Regions from separate parts of the Homo sapiens genome. Here region 1 is linked to region 2. The links are chromatin loops, found by intact Hi-C in ENCODE. Cell type or tissue: B cell. All regions are shown on one strand.

What was found. Hi-C counts contacts between places; a loop is a spot of excess contacts. Peaks named below come from ENCODE experiments on the same cell type or tissue, not always from the same donor. Only the 100,000 strongest peaks of a DNase experiment are listed, where the experiment ranks them.
Region 1: a loop joins it to region 2, with 6 times the contacts of the local background. A loop is called at or near these places in 5 of 110 quality-filtered maps.

What each region holds. Positions count from the first base shown.
Region 1 is chr7:92,132,681-92,135,180 of GRCh38, reverse strand. It overlaps CYP51A1 (cytochrome P450 family 51 subfamily A member 1), which reads left to right and starts at 704. Exons shown (of 10, transcript NM_000786.4): 1 at 704-1,008. The coding sequence starts at 817. It overlaps CYP51A1-AS1 (CYP51A1 antisense RNA 1), which reads right to left and starts at 618. Exons shown (of 3, transcript NR_122110.1): 1 at 99-618. RefSeq lists enhancers at 1-542, 79-738, 1,109-1,158, 1,319-1,368, 543-1,369. In B cell, CTCF peaks have their summits at 1,123 and 1,331; DNase peaks (open chromatin) are centred at 640 and 1,190; H3K4me3 peaks cover 2,290 bases; H3K27ac peaks cover 2,135 bases.
Region 2 is chr7:93,117,023-93,119,522 of GRCh38, reverse strand. It overlaps SAMD9 (sterile alpha motif domain containing 9), which reads left to right and starts at 1,544. Exons shown (of 3, transcript NM_017654.4): 1 at 1,544-1,660. In B cell, no CTCF peak of the experiment used is centred here; DNase peaks (open chromatin) are centred at 1,462 and 2,002; H3K4me3 peaks cover 1,617 bases; H3K27ac peaks cover 1,654 bases.

The DNA of each region.
Region 1 (2,500 bases), 980 kb after region 2:
TCCTAAAACATGTACATTTATTTTGGAAAATCTGTTTTCGTAAAACCTAGCATACTTAATCACCAACATTTGTTAACTTCATGGTGGCATATTAATACCTGTCAGGTTGATTTTAGTTGGAGTGGGACGGGGCTGACCTCACCGTCCTACCCTTCGGTATGAGGCCGGCGTCTTCACGACCTCGCTTTTCACAACCCCAGTCCCCGAGGGCTTATTTGGGGCTGTCGGAGTCCCCAAGACGTGGCCCCGGAGAAGGGTGAGGTGCCACAGTTCGAGGTGCCCCAGTACCCTGCGTCCGGACAGGGGGCGGTGCTCACGCCCAAGGCCCCGCTGACGCGATGTAGGCCGAGATCACCTCAGGCGCTCGCGGTGCAATCACAGAGCGCGCCGTCGCCGCTCGAGCTCGCCCTGAGATCCCTCCGCTCAGCGCCTTCAACGCCGTGTCCCGGCACCCCGCACCCGGGCACACAAAAAACGGGTCGCCCGCGATTCTCAGGGATTGATCGCCTCTTCAGGTAAGTTATCTTCCGGCCCCGTACCACTGTGCCACAGGCGCAGCCCGCTTCCTCAGGTGCCCTATCCCGCGCAAGAAGACCACGGCTTCACAGAGTGTTATTTAAGGGGCGTGGCCAGCGGAACATCCCGCCCCATTCTGTGACGCACGGGGTGGCGCGCGTGGGACCCGAGGGGTGGGGCTGGGTTTAGTAGGAGACCTGGGGCAAGGCCCCCTGTGGACGACCATCTGCCAGCTTCTCTCGTTCCGTCGATTGGGAGGAGCGGTGGCGACCTCGGCCTTCAGTGTTTCCGACGGAGTGAATGGCGGCGGCGGCTGGGATGCTGCTGCTGGGCTTGCTGCAGGCGGGTGGGTCGGTGCTGGGCCAGGCGATGGAGAAGGTGACAGGCGGCAACCTCTTGTCCATGCTGCTGATCGCCTGCGCCTTCACCCTCAGCCTGGTCTACCTGATCCGTCTGGCCGCCGGCCACCTGGTCCAGCTGCCCGCAGGGGTGGTACGTACATTCTTTAGGGTCTGAGTGGGGCGCGCGCCGCAGCTGAGGCGGCCGAAGGGCTGGCGTGGGCGGCTCCGTGGCCCCGACCGGCTCAGTGGATGGCAAGGGCGGGGGCGACTGCGGCCATGCTTGGCGTGGCTTTGGTGGCAGGCGCGCTGGGGGCTGGAGTAGTGGCTGCGGCGGCGGCACTGCTGCTGGTGGCGCTGGCTGTAGCACCCGCCATTGCCTTGTGTTGGGGGGCGGTGCTGGCCTCCCCGGCTGTGTATCTGATCCTAGACGGGGTCGTGGTTGCGGCATTTGTGGTTGTAGCGGTCTGTACTGACCGCAGCAGTGGTGCCCCTAGTGGCGGTGGCTGGATTGGCGGCTGTGGGTTTGAACGACCCGGTGGTCGTTGGGGCCCTTGGTGGGGGTCCTGACGGAGATGCTGTTGGCAGCTGGCCCGTCATCCTGGAGGCTGCCCTGTGTGGTTCAGTGTTCTGTGGGCTGTAGCAGTGCCCCTAATGGTGGTTTATACCCATATTAAGGAGGATGTGTAGAGTGTGGTAATGGTAGTGACTGGAGTGTGGTAAGGGCCTTCCTCTGATGCTAATAATGTAACAGTTTCTCGGCCGGGAGCAGTGGCTCACGCCTGTAATCCCAGCACTTCGGGAGGCCGAAGCGGGCGGATCACCTGAGGTCAGGAGTTCCAGACCAGCCTGAACAACATGGAGAAACCCCATCTCTACTAAAATACAACAAAACAAAACAAAAATTAGCTGGATGTGGTGGCACACGCCTGTAGTCCCAGCTGCTTGGGAAGCTGAGGCCCGAGAATCACTTGAACCTAGGAGGCGGAGGTTGCAGTAAACCGAGATTGCGCCACTGGACTCCAGTCTGGGCGACAGAATGAGACTCCGTCTCAAAAAAAAAAAAAATCATTTTCTTCAATTTAACAGCCTTATTAACCTAGCTTTCAATCTCCCAAATGTTATTTGATTGTGCCTTTTACAGTCAGCAATAAGTAGCTTTTGAAAACTACCCTTTTACTGACAATGCAATGTACAAACTTTTGACCAAGTAGCTTTTAAAATAATTTTTGTTTGAACCATACCAGGCATAAGAAAGAGTTATTTATTTATTTATTTTTTTCCTACACATGGGATCTTTAAGGAAATGATATTTGTCTCTGGGAAGACAAAGTTACTTTTAGTGTTTAAAGATAGTTCTATTAGCTGAGGTGTACTGTGAGGTTGTGGTGCTCCTTTCTATTTGAGACCACCAGAGAATTGAGGAGTATTACCCTTTTTCATTATTTTGTTTGATTTTCAGGATACTTAATGTTGTAATCTGCAGGTCTCATTTTGTGGCATCTAAAGAAACTTTTATGAAGAATGCTAGAGTTCTTGCTAGAGCTGATCTACTCTCTTAAAAACTCTAAAATCAGTGGCTCTAGTTCACTTGCAGTGAGAGAAGCATGAGATTGATTGTTTACTGAGAAGTAAATATAGCTTCT
Region 2 (2,500 bases):
ACCCACACTCCTAAAGGCCAGTCTCACTCCCACTGTGCCCCTGCCAACAACATCGAATCTATTTCCAGGCAGTCGGTGACCAGGGCTGAGAACTTGCCCCTGGCTATCAGCCTCCCTGCTGAGAAAGCAAGCAGACTCATGACTTTTCTTTTTGGCATCTCAGAGAAACTGCAGTGGCGATACAGTTCCTTCAAAGGGTCTGTGAATTCTCTTGGCTTTCCTGGTATGTTGCTGCAGTAATTCTTGAAGCAAAAGTTCATGATGTGAGTCTCCACATGCTGTCCTGTCTGTCCCAGCAGGAGCTGCAAGCTAGTCCTGCCTCCTCACCCTCACAGAACCACCAGAATAATGTTTGACCAAATATCTAGGCACTCTGTGGCCCGGTCAAGTTGACCCATAAAATTAACCATCACACTGGTCCCCATGCAAAGTGAAACCCAGGTTTTGGAGTTCAGGCCCAGGGTCCCCTTACGAGGAGGGCTCCTGAGGGTGATAAGTGTAATGGTCATATCTAGGCTGTCCTTCATAGCCACTTTCTTTCTTCCTAAACCTCAGGATTTAAGAGCACTGGCCTGAAACCTGGATTCGAATCTCTGCCATGTATTAGTTATGCAAACTTTAGCCATATTATTTAATCTCTATGCCTCAGTTTCTTCACCTTTAAAATTGAGATAAAAATAATCTCTACCTCAGGAGATTGTTGTGAAGAGTAATTAAGTTAATATGAAACATTTAGAACAATGCCTGGTACATGGTAAGCGCCCAATAAATATTTTAAAATAAATGTTTTTAAATGTTTTCATCTAAAACCAGTGTGAATCAGTTGTGGGATGTGGAAACCAAAAGCTAATTGAGCACACACAATAAATATCAGTACTTGCTGTTAGTTTTTAAAATATCAGCTATTTTTGTTGCTCTCACTCAGGCAGTTTTCTCTCTGGCCCTGACACTGACCTTAGAAAAGATAAATCTCTACAATGTGACCATCAGGTCTGCTGCAGCCCTGGTCTGCTCTGCAATAAATGAATTTAGCACTTATTGGGGTGCTCAAAGAAGTCCTATCCCTGAAAGACATTCTTTACACTTTAGGAAAACAGGAATGGACAGTAACTCCACCCTTAAAGGCCAGTGAAATATTGACCTAGAGTATCTCCAACCTGGTGCTCTACAAGGCTGGGACTGCAATGTAAACTCATATTCCCAAGGGATCAATTAAGCCAGAATATCCCACAGTTTGTCTATAACAAGACAATGGGGCTTTCTGCAGCCCTCAAAACTCTCAAGTGAGGAAAAATTGTTAAGCCTTCAGATTTTAACCAAGCAGACCAGAAGGTGGTATATAGCCATAGCTTATTAAAAAGCATTTCAGATAGAAAAGGCGGTGCTGTAATTTCAGATCTGAGAAATGAAACTGAAACCAAACCTATATTCTTCCTTCCCCAACCTCCCAGTTGTTAAACACGCCCTGCTGTTTCTGAGCCAATTAGAGCTTGCTGTGAGACAGAAGCAGAGAATACATAGACTTCCGTTAAAACCAGAATGAGGAAAATACTTTTCTCTAGCATCGTAGGAGGAAGAAAACAAACACATCAGATATTTTCAGCACTAAAAGAGATGGTTTTCCCCACATATATGTAAAAGAAATTTGCAAGACTACTGGGTAAGTACAATATCTATTATTAATATTGTTCTTACTATCTATAGCAGCATTTTATTGAATAGAAAGAAATATACTTTTCAATTAGAAGCTTCAAATATACCTCAAAACAAAAAATAGTATTCTAAGCCTAGAAATTCTAGACTATTTGTTGCTCTGACAGCAGTCTGCTTTATATTAGTTGAAAAATTAGTCATAACATTTCATTAAAGATGCAGTTGAAAACTACAGACACTTTTATTGATGAACTCTCCCAAGGCATACAGCATCTTCAGAAAGAACAAACAGGCCAGGTGTGGTAGCCTGTAATTTGAGCACTTTGGAAGGCAAGGACAGGAGAATTGTTTGAGGCCAGGAATTCAAAATTAGCTTGGGCAACATAGCAAGACCCTACCTAGCAAGATTCCTACCAAAAAAAAAAATAGCTGGATGTGGTGGCACGCAGCTGCAGTCTAGCTACTTTGGAGGCTGAGGCAGAAGGATTGCTTGAGCCCAGGAATTTAAGGTTACAGTGAGCTGTAATTGTACCACTGCACTCCAGCATAGGCAACAGAGTGAGACACTGTCTCAAAAACAACAACAACAACAACAACAACAACAACAACAAACGGAAAGATAGATAAAGAACAGGCAATGAAAACTTAAAAGTACTTTACTTTAATCAAATACAACTTCCACCATCTACTCTAAGAAATAGGTAGCTTCCAGAAAACAAAACTCTCTGAGAGCTTCTCAGATATTGTTGTCGGATGACATACATAGGAAGACAGACAGACAGATAGACTACTATGGGAAGTCTTTGGAATTAAGGCAGCTTTATGTTCCTGGCAAAAATACTAGGTT